Linked DNA regions of Homo sapiens: region 1 is linked to region 2. A link is an interaction called in ENCODE POLR2A ChIA-PET data of the cell type or tissue named here. Cell type or tissue: Panc1. All regions are shown on one strand.

Region 1 (5,000 bases), 190 kb after region 2:
GATTATGTCAACTAGTCAAGGTAAGAGATTAGCACGGACCTTGGCACAAGAGAGCATTGCTTCATCCAGAGCACTTAACCAATGCTGGGATCTCCACCAAGTGTCCAGTAGGCGAAGGAGCCGGAGGGCAGTGGAGCGAGCGCACTGGGGGCTCAGACCCACCCCGGACACGCGGCTTCTCGGCCGTGTTCGGGACCTAGAGCCCGAGGGCCTCTCCCCTCGGCCTTGGCCTTGGCGTATACTGGGCGGTGGCGCGGTGCGCTCACTCCGCCCCCAGCGGGCTGGGGCGGGGACACCGTCCCCCGGGAAACGGGACGCGCTGCTTGTCCCAGGCCTTCGCTTCGGCCTGCGAGGCTACAGCTGTGCGCAGTGGCGCGGCTGCTAAGTAGCAGCAGGTGGGAGACTAGGGTCTGCGCTCGCGGCGACCGCGGAGGAGGGTGGGCGCCTGCGGAGGTGTCCTCGCTCACTTCGGGGGGCCCAGAGTCTCGGGTGAGGAGCCAGCCGGCCTCGCGTTCCCTCGGACGGTTGCCCAATGGCAGCCCAGGTGGCAGCCCGGGAGGCGCGAGACTTCAGAGAAGCCCCGACCCTTCGCCTAACCTCGGGGGCCGGCCTGGAGGCAGTGGGCGCTGTGGAGCTCGAGGAGGAGGAGGAGAACGAGGAGGAGGCGGCGGCCAGGAGAGCGCGGAGTTTCGCCCAAGACGCGCGGGTGCGCTTCCTCGGCGGCCGCCTGGCGATGATGCTGGGGTTCACGGAGGAGAAATGGAGCCAGTATTTGGAAAGCGAGGACAACCGGCAGGTTCTTGGGGAGTTTCTGGAAAGCACCAGCCCGGCTTGCCTTGTGTTTAGCTTCGCCGCCTCGGGGCGCCTTGCGGCTTCCCAGGAGGTAAGAGGCGACGGGCAAGGGGACCTGCCCATCCAACAAAACTACCCAGGGGAGACAGCCCAGTCGCTCCCCTTTGGATTCCCGCGGGGCGCTCACTCGGGCACTTTAACAAACTTGGCTTGAAGTCCCCATCCTGAGGCCCGCAGGACTCCTCCCCACGTGCACCCACTCTGCAGTTCAGCAGCTGCAGGTTAGTTTCCTAAGTCAGCAGTTTGTATCTGACCGAGAATCCCGCGTTGAGCCTGTTCGACCAGGATAACCCAAGAACACCAGCGCTTTCTTTAGCTGCTTGGGTGTTAGGCGCCAGGTGGGCTTTCTGTGCCAAAAAACTTGCGTTTCAGTTGCTCTTGGGTCACTCTGGAGTCACATCCTTTAAAAAATGGGGTGTTTGGCAGAGCGCATGTAACTCGTCACGTATTTTGATTACGTGCCAACAACACTTCACCCCAGGCAAAAACATTAAGTCCTTAAAAAGGAAGGCCCCTGCAATCTCCGCACACATGGGTGTTTACTGAACATTTAGAGGGAACAGTTCCCTCCTTTCTTCTTTTTCTTCCTTTTCTTTTTGAATTTCGATGATTTGTCCACTAAAAGGTTAACGTATCACCTAACGTACAGCACTTGTATTTAGTATTTTTCAAGTATGATGAGTTTGGAGCAAGATTCACAATTTTTAAGTAGCGCAATGCTCAGTTTAACATGTTATGTCGTTTTATCACTAGGTGTGGTCATTGTAATAGTTGGGAAATAGGATCTCAGAGAAGAAAGAGTAATAGGAAGGCTGCCTTATGGTATTGTGAATTTTGAATTCTTTTGTTTTAGGACTCTCCTAATTGTAACTTTAAAAAAAATAAGTTTGTCAGTAGACAAGGCGATAGAACACAACTCTAGTATTACCTAAGTTAAATAGTTATTATAATGTTCAATGGAATGACTCAGTAGTTGTGGAAATGTTAGCATGTTTTGGTTATACGGTTCTATTCTTTGATAGAAATACAAATTAACCTCTTGGGCTTGTCTTTATCTCAGTTTGGCTTATTTCCAAACCAGAGAAGAGTATAAAAAATAACCCTTTAGGATTGAAACATTTCTACATGCCTACGTGCTCCTTATTTGTTTTTAGTTATAAGATTTTTTTTTTGGTGTATAATGAACTGGTATAATTGGCATGCCTTTAAAAGGTGATATTTCCACACCAGTAATGCTGTGAAATTAGCATTATAAAAGAACAAAGAAAACTGTATACTCGCTGCATACTAGGGAAGAGCCGTAGAAGGACCTTGTTTATAGGGCAGGCAAGATGCCAGGTTTTGTTTCTTCTGCTAGCAATACAGCTACAAGTTGGATATAGTAAATCCTGCTTGTTAACAAGAAAACTACTTGAACTAATTATCTTGCTCTTGTTTTAGATTCCAAGAGATGCAAACCATAAACTTGTTTTTATTTCCAAGAAGATTACTGAAAGCATTGGAGTAAATGACTTTTCTCAAGTGGTTTTATTTGGAGAGTTACCTGCGTTGTCTCTTGGACATGTATCTGCTTTCCTTGATGAGGTACTGGTCTGTCTTTAATATTTAAAGCTTTCACTTATCTCCATGACATTTGAAATTATTTAGGACAACTCCGATAATTAAAAAAAGAAGAGCTAGGAGGGGAAGGGAAGGGGATGGGGGTGGTTAAAAAAAAAAAAAAAAAAAAAAGCTTGTAGAAGCCAGGAGTCTCTAGCCAGGTGGATGGAGTCATAACATCTAGACTGTTCCTGAAAGGAGCTCATGCTTACTGATGCTAATATTCAACAGGTGGCAATTGCAGGGATCATTCTCTCCCTTTCTTCCTTCCAACACAATAGAAGCAAATAAAAAGCAACTTGAATAGGTTCTTGCACCTTAGCAGCAGGTTTTAAGCTTCACATTCAGAGTAGAGACAAATTTACACTTTGAAAATGAGTATTATCAGTTCCTTTTTATACTTGTTAGAAACTAACAGTTAAAGACTAAGATTCACTCATGGCAGATAATGGGAAAAGGTGATGAAAGTGTTAGAAATGGTTCTTAAACTTTCTTTTTCTCCTCTTAAAATAGAGAAATAGTCTTCAACCAATGTTACTGACACTTTAATGTGCATAAGAACTGCCTGGGGATTTTGTGAAAGAGGTTGGTTCATTCAGTCTAGAGTGGAGCCCGAGGTTCTGCATTTCTAACCTGTTGCTGATGCTCTTTGTTTGTGGACTAGCTTTGAAGAACAACTGCCAAATAACCAGGTTCCATGGAACTAGAACCTGGCTCTCAAACTTCGCTGAACATTAGGATCACCTGGGGGAACTTGTAACACAATGCCCCAGGTCACACCCATACCAGTTAATTTAGAACGTCCTGAATGGGAGCCAAGTAGCAGCAGTTGTTCAAGATTCCCAGGTGATTCTAATGTACAGTGAGCTTTGGGAGCCACTGGGTTAGATATCTGTCTACAAGGCCAATTTCTAAATCAGACCTCTGTAATCAGTGTAGTCCTGCCAAGGCCGATATTTAAGGTAGGAAAAATGCTGACATATTTATTGCTAGTTATTTACCAGTCTCTCATGATCACACCTCTTCTACTTTTTGAGTCTCTTCTTCTGTCTTTTTGAAGGGAGGTATTTTCCTGCTGGACTAACCAAAGTCTCTCACCCCTAACTCCTGTACCCTGCCTGGGTTTCCCTTCGCTCCTGTTGAATTTAATTGGCTTTAGCTGATTTCAGGGAGGTGCTAGGAAGACAATCTTTTAACTTCAGTACCAGGAACAATTTTTGGTATGCAGCAGGTGCTCAGATTTTAATTGAACTGAATCTGATGACTTTGGTTCAATATGAGAATCTAGACCACTATCAACTGGAACTTGGAGGGGCAGGGCTACACTGTGAAATTCTTGCTCTACTATCTGTGTCTGGCAACAGAAGATACAAGCCTTTTTCAAATTTCTCTACTCTTTCTCTCAGTACCAGGATCTGCTTAATATTCTGAAAAAGGTATGCCTGCTCCTCAACATTATGATGTGTTTCCATACCAGAGTGTATTATATATTTATACTTAGCCAAAGTATATAAAATGTCATATGGTTATTTCTTTATGTATCACGTTGGCCCACATTTCAAAAGAAACAATAATTGTGAATGCTTACCAAGACATAAAGAAAATGTCATTTGGTTCTTCTCAGTCAATATCTGGGCCCCATCCTTGGAAATTCCAATTTAAAAAATCTAGAGGGGCCTGGGCTTCTGTATTTTAAAAGTGTTTCCTCAGTAATTGTATTGAATGGTTTAAGAACTGTCATAAAGAGAAACCCCACAGTTTGAAAAGAGAAACAGAAGGTAAGTAAAGAGATCCACAGCAAAGGCACACTTGCTCTTTTATCTATAGGTGTATATGTCCTTGGTGAACCTTACTTTGGTTCATAGAGAAAGTTTATTTTTCTTACAAATGCAAAAACTACACAAACTGACAACTAAAATAAGACAAAACCTCAAATTAATTGACTTACTTTGTATATATTTAATAAAATTTATTGTAATTAATAAGTACATCCCAGGTCTATTTGTTTTAAACGATATTTCTAGAGATGCTTTAGCTGTTTGAGTTACGAATTGCTTTCCAGAGCATGTGGCTCAGAATTTCGTAGTGTTTTATCCACAGCTCATGACACAGACATTAAGTTTTAAAAGAAGTTGGCTTTGTCATGGAATAATGTGAGAAACACATTTATCCTTCCAAACCCAAAGGATGGACTCGGAGACACGCAGTACAGCAGAAGCAAGACTTTTAATGGCAGTCTTGCAAGATCGGGTGTTTAGTAGGCAGGCACACCCGGGGCAGTTACAGCAGGTAATTTACTTCCTAGCATGTAAGCCCCTCTCCCAGTTCCTCAGTGGTTGAGTACTATGGGGTTACAATATTCCTGGACATTGCCTAAGTTTGCCTGGACATATGCCCCTTATAATGTTATACCCTGGCCCCCTTCCTCACTTAATTTTTGATTTCCCAATAACGAAACTTTCTTCCCTTTTATGGGCTGACTCCTCGTCTACATTCTGTTCCTTTATCATGACTTTCTACATGCATGAGCCATGAGGTTTGTCATATCC
Region 2 (5,000 bases):
CTATGTTGACCAAGTTTGTCTCAAACTCCTGACCTCAAATGATCTGCCAGCCTCGGCCTCCCAAAGTGCTGGGATTACAGGCATGAGCCACTCTGCCCTGCCTATACATGGCAAACCTCTCTCAAAGTTTTGGCTTAGGTGTACTTCTATAGGTGGGCCGGGTTAGGTCTTCTCTCATATGCATCTGTATTCTTCTTTAAAGTATCTAGTACAAGCCCACTTAAATAGTTATTTGCATAATTAATATTTTATATATGACTTCCCTGCTAAACTGCAAGTTCAACAAAGGGAGAAATCACATCTGCTTAACTCTTTTTGAACAAAGAAATAAGATAGAGCTGGGTTTGTGTGAGTTCAAAGCAAGGATCTTCCAACTGTCACTTACTGGTGCCTGTGACTGATGCAGAAAAAGATATGGAACCCAGAGAATAATGTACTAACTCTTTCAAACTTAACTCTTGCTATTGTTCCTTCTTTCTGTAACATGTTAGATTAAGTTTGTTTTTTGTTTTTTGGGTTTTTTTGCAATTTTGATAAGGTGTCCATCATGGTGTTTAACATGCCTATATTATCTGCTAAGGGGGCATTCTACAGAGCCACATTTTATACTAGGTAACTTTACTGAATTGAATAGTGTCCCCCCAAAATTCAAGTCTGCTTGGAACCTCAGAAATGGGACCTTATTTGGAAATAGGGTTTTTGCATGTATAATTAGTTAAGACAAGGTCACCATGGATTAGGTTGCCCTAAATCCCATGATTGGTGTCTTAATAGAAGAGGAGACAGAGATCCAGGTACAACAACATTGGGGAAGGAAGACAGGAGGGAAGGAAGGGAAAGAAGGAGGGAAGAAGGCCATGTGATGACAGAGGCAAAGACAGGAGTGACGCAAGCTAAGGAACAAGACTTGTCAGCAACCACCAGAAGCTACAAAGAGGCAACAAAGGACTTCTCCAGAGCCTTTGGACAGAGAATGGTGCTGCCTACAATTGGATTTTGGAGTTCTAGCCTCTGGAACCATGAGAAAATAACTTTCTGTTGCTTTAAGCCACTCAGTTTCTGGTACTTTGCTAAAGCAACCCTACTTAGGATCAAAATAATCCTAGGTGCTATAGCAAATAAACCTCCAATTGTTAGTAGCTTAGTGATAGAATTTGAGACTCAGCAGTTATAACCTACAGTAGGTGTTCCAGGTATATTGGTGGCTGTTCTCCACATGGTGATTCAGTGATCCAGGCTTTTTAAATCTTGTGTTTCCACCACTTTCTAGGGCCCCTTTGTCTATGGAAACGGGAAAAGAGAGTTTAGAACACATATTAGCTGTTTAAGTTGTCTTGACTTAGACGTGACAAAAATTTCTGCTCACATTCCATTGTCAAGAACTGGTTAAATGGCCCCACTAGATAAAAGAGTAAATACAGGTGCTTTTGAGTGATAATTCTATATTGTGGAAGGGGAACACACATTTTGCTGGGCAATTTGCCATCTCTACTACACTGCCCTCCCAACCTCAGTTGATGTGGTCAGCCTGAGGAGTAACTTCATGCTTGGCATCAAACAATGAGCTTGATTAATCATATTCTCTTTTTTTGGAATTTTGTTTTAGAACTTTAGAGAGAAGATCAGCTGTGGTGGCCTCACACCTGTAACCCCAGCACTTTGGGAGGCTGAGGCATGCAGATCACTTGAGGTCAGGAGTCCGAGACCAGCCTGTCCAACATGGTGAAACCCTGTCTCTACTAAAAATACAAAAATTAGCTGGGCATGGTGGTGTGTACCTGTAGTCCCAGCTACTCAGGAGGCTGAGGCAGGAGAATCGCTTGAACCCAGGAGGCAGGGGTTGCAGTGCGCTGAGATTGCGCCACTGCATTCCAGCCTGAGTGACAGAGTGAGCTCTGTCTCAAAAAATAAAAAAAAAAGAACCTCAGAAAGAATTTAGCTCTTAATAGCTCTCTTATGTTACAGTTTTGGGTTTGAATTTTTTAACCTCTTGCCTCAACCTCTTCCCAATTCCTGGGATCAGAGACTGTACCTGATTCATCTTTATACCTGACAAAATGTCTCACCCAATGGTTTACAGATGGCAGGATTTCACACATATTAGTGTATGCATGCCTATATGAATGTATGAATTAGGAAGCATTAAGAGTAAAAAGTTATGGTACTATAATTTTAATGTAGGTGATCTAAGTGACCATACTCAACTGTACTTAAAACATTATTTTATGGGGCTTGTACAGTGACACTTCTCCATTTGTAAAGAAATCAGTCACCAGATTCTAATTTTCTTCGTTTGCCATGCTCTGTATTCAACAGTGCAGGAGAACTGTGTGTCAGAGGAAGTGATCACTCTCTATTTACATGCAACTTACTCAGGTTTTTGCACAACAGTTTGCCATTTGTCAATACTAACATGTCCTCAGCAAACAGCCACATTGGATGAATTATGGTTTTCTTCTCACACTCAGAGCAGCAGTAACCCACGGCCACGTCTAGTTAGAGCCTACAGTCGTTAACCATCATTACAAGAGACTCGGCCTTAACACAAAAACATTTCAGCAGCTCTTTGGCAAAAGGCTAAAATATCTGGGTTACTCAATGTCATATCCAATTTTGTGCACTTCTGTGGGATTGCTGGAAGCAAAGTGAAGTTATTGGGGCCTGTGAAGTACAATAAATGGACTCCTAGACAAGCTCCTTCAATGTCAGGGAACTGGGTATGTGTGTTATGAAATTAAATGTATATAGATTTATATACAGATGTTTATACTGTTGTAAATCAAGATATATTCTTTCTTAGCTAAATTGGGATTTGCTTATAGATCTGCTCTTTTCCCCACAGAAGAGGTTGAGCTTTGTTTGTTTTCTTCCCCTCAAGAGCAGCACCGTATGATGCCACATAATTCCTAGAGATATCAGAAAGTAATCTTCTCTGTTCCCTTATGAGTGTCAAGAGCTAATCCCTGGGGGAAAGGGAAGAATTTTTGAGATTTATCTGCTGTCTTTTTTAAACACTTTGCAAGTGAATTATTGCAATCTGCATGGGGCACTCAAAATGACAACTCTCACTAAACACTAACCACCATTCAATTGCTGAAGAAGAGGGCAAAGAAATATGACCAGTATAAAATGGGAGTCCTTTTCTTGAAGCCAAGAGAAGAAGTTCATATAATTGTTCAATTCTGCCACAAGTCATTACATTGGAAGTGAAAAATTTAGTCAAAGAAGCGACAGAGTTAAATGGGGGTATCTGACATGTTTTATTTTCACCAGTAGGACTGACAAATTTTAAAAGGATTAGATGGCTGAGATATCTTCTGGTCAGGAAGTCTCCTTGAACAGGAAAGAGAAAATTTAGGTTGTCAGTCTTAGATACTTTTTGTCACTACCTCTATACTTTAAAATCTATAACCAAGGTGAATCTAAAGGATAATTTTAAATGGTCCTTGGTGGAACAATACTGGTGGTCTCTTTTTCTATGCCATGTAAAGGGAGGGAAATTTGCTCTTACCTGCCCAGTAGAAATAGCCCAACCATTCCTGCAATTAAAAATGAGAAAATTTAGCCTGCTTTCAGTGTCACTATAGGAAGGAAAAAGAAAAAAAAAAAAACAATTACTCTAAAAACAATAAAATGTACTCATGATAAATTATCCTGGTGATATCACCTGTACTCAAGAAAGAAATATGACAAATGATAGATTCTTTTTCTTGTTTCCTAGGAGAAAGAAAAATAGCATATTCAAACATCAAGACAATAACAAGTTTTGTAGTAATAGAATTTTTTAGAGATATCTAAAGATAGCACCACATTTGAGTAGCATGTATGTATCAGGCTCTGCTCCAGGCACTTTCTGCCAATTATCACTAATATGCACCATCAACTAATAATAAGAGTGGCTATGTTACTATTCCCAGCTTACAGAAGAGGAAACTGTTGCTCAGTGAAGATCAGAAATGTGTCCAGAACATCACAGCTAGTAATTTGTGGTGCTAGCATTTTGTGATACTAAAAGCTGTGCTCTCTCCATCATATTACAGTAATTCCCAAAACACTGGCCCCAGCATCATAGAAACAATCTAGGGTGAATCTTAGCTATACTACACAGAGCTAGATGGATAGAGGGAAATTTCTAGACACAATCTTCCCCTTTGTATGGGGTTCAGAGTTTCAGAACCATCCTGATATGAGCAAAGTGAAAACCCATATTTGGGTAACTGACTTACATACAAATTAAACTAATAAATAGTCAGGTGTCCCCACACAAAATACCTCCTGTCATTACACTACTACCAGGTAGTACAATCCTTTCCCTTTTTAGGCTGCCTATTATTTTGACGTTAGCCTTTATGTGTGAGTTCTCAACATGGCTCGTATTCTCTCATTGCTGGTGTCCTGCTGCAGAGGGGCATAAACTATAGGAACACAAATCATGTATAAAAGTGCTATCTTGGCTGTGCACAGTGGCTCACGCCTGCAATCCTAGCACCTTGGGAGGCCAAAGCAGGTGGATCACAAGGTCAAGAGATCGAGGCCATCCTGCCCAACATGGTGAAACCCCGTCTCAACTAAAAATACAAAAATTAGCTGGACGTGGTGGCGCTCACCTGTAGTCCCAGCTGCTTGGGAAGCTGAGGCAGGAGAATCGCTTGAACCCAGGAGGCGGAGGTTGCAGTGAGCCAAGATTGCGCCACTGCACTCCAGCCTGGCAACAGAGGAAGACTGTCTAAAAAAATAAAAAATTAAAAAAATTAAAAAAAAAAGGGCTATCTTATTTCTCTGTTCTTTGGAAATTTCATTTTCCTGATCTTCTTGTTACAGCTTTCCCTCACTTCTCCCTCTTTTACAGTGCACTCCTTTTTGTCTACTGGTGTCTCTACCAGCTCTGAAAATTGAGAACCCTTGGGAATTTGTCACTTGGCTCTGGACCCATTACATCATCCAAACAAAAATGGTTTTCTTCTAAAATATAGTGGCTCTGCATTTGAAGTCTTTCTGTC

What was found. ChIA-PET counts read pairs that join two places held together with the same protein. Peaks named below come from ENCODE experiments on the same cell type or tissue, not always from the same donor. Only the 100,000 strongest peaks of a DNase experiment are listed, where the experiment ranks them.
Region 1: POLR2A ChIA-PET joins it to region 2 with 20 read pairs; 2 of 35 experiments call an interaction of 5 or more read pairs at or near these places.

The regions. Positions count from the first base shown.
Region 1 is chr7:21,542,714-21,547,713 of GRCh38, forward strand. It overlaps DNAH11 (dynein axonemal heavy chain 11), which reads left to right and starts at 326. Exons shown (of 82, transcript NM_001277115.2): 1 at 326-883; 2 at 2,293-2,436. The coding sequence starts at 533. RefSeq lists enhancers at 1-149, 2,482-3,448 and a silencer at 198-247. In Panc1, no CTCF peak of the experiment used is centred here; no DNase peak of the experiment used is centred here; H3K4me3 peaks cover 1,508 bases; H3K27me3 peaks cover 2,700 bases.
Region 2 is chr7:21,356,455-21,361,454 of GRCh38, forward strand. No RefSeq gene overlaps it. Among named protein-coding and RNA genes, the nearest start is that of SP4, 69 kb to the right of the region's middle. In Panc1, no CTCF peak of the experiment used is centred here; no DNase peak of the experiment used is centred here.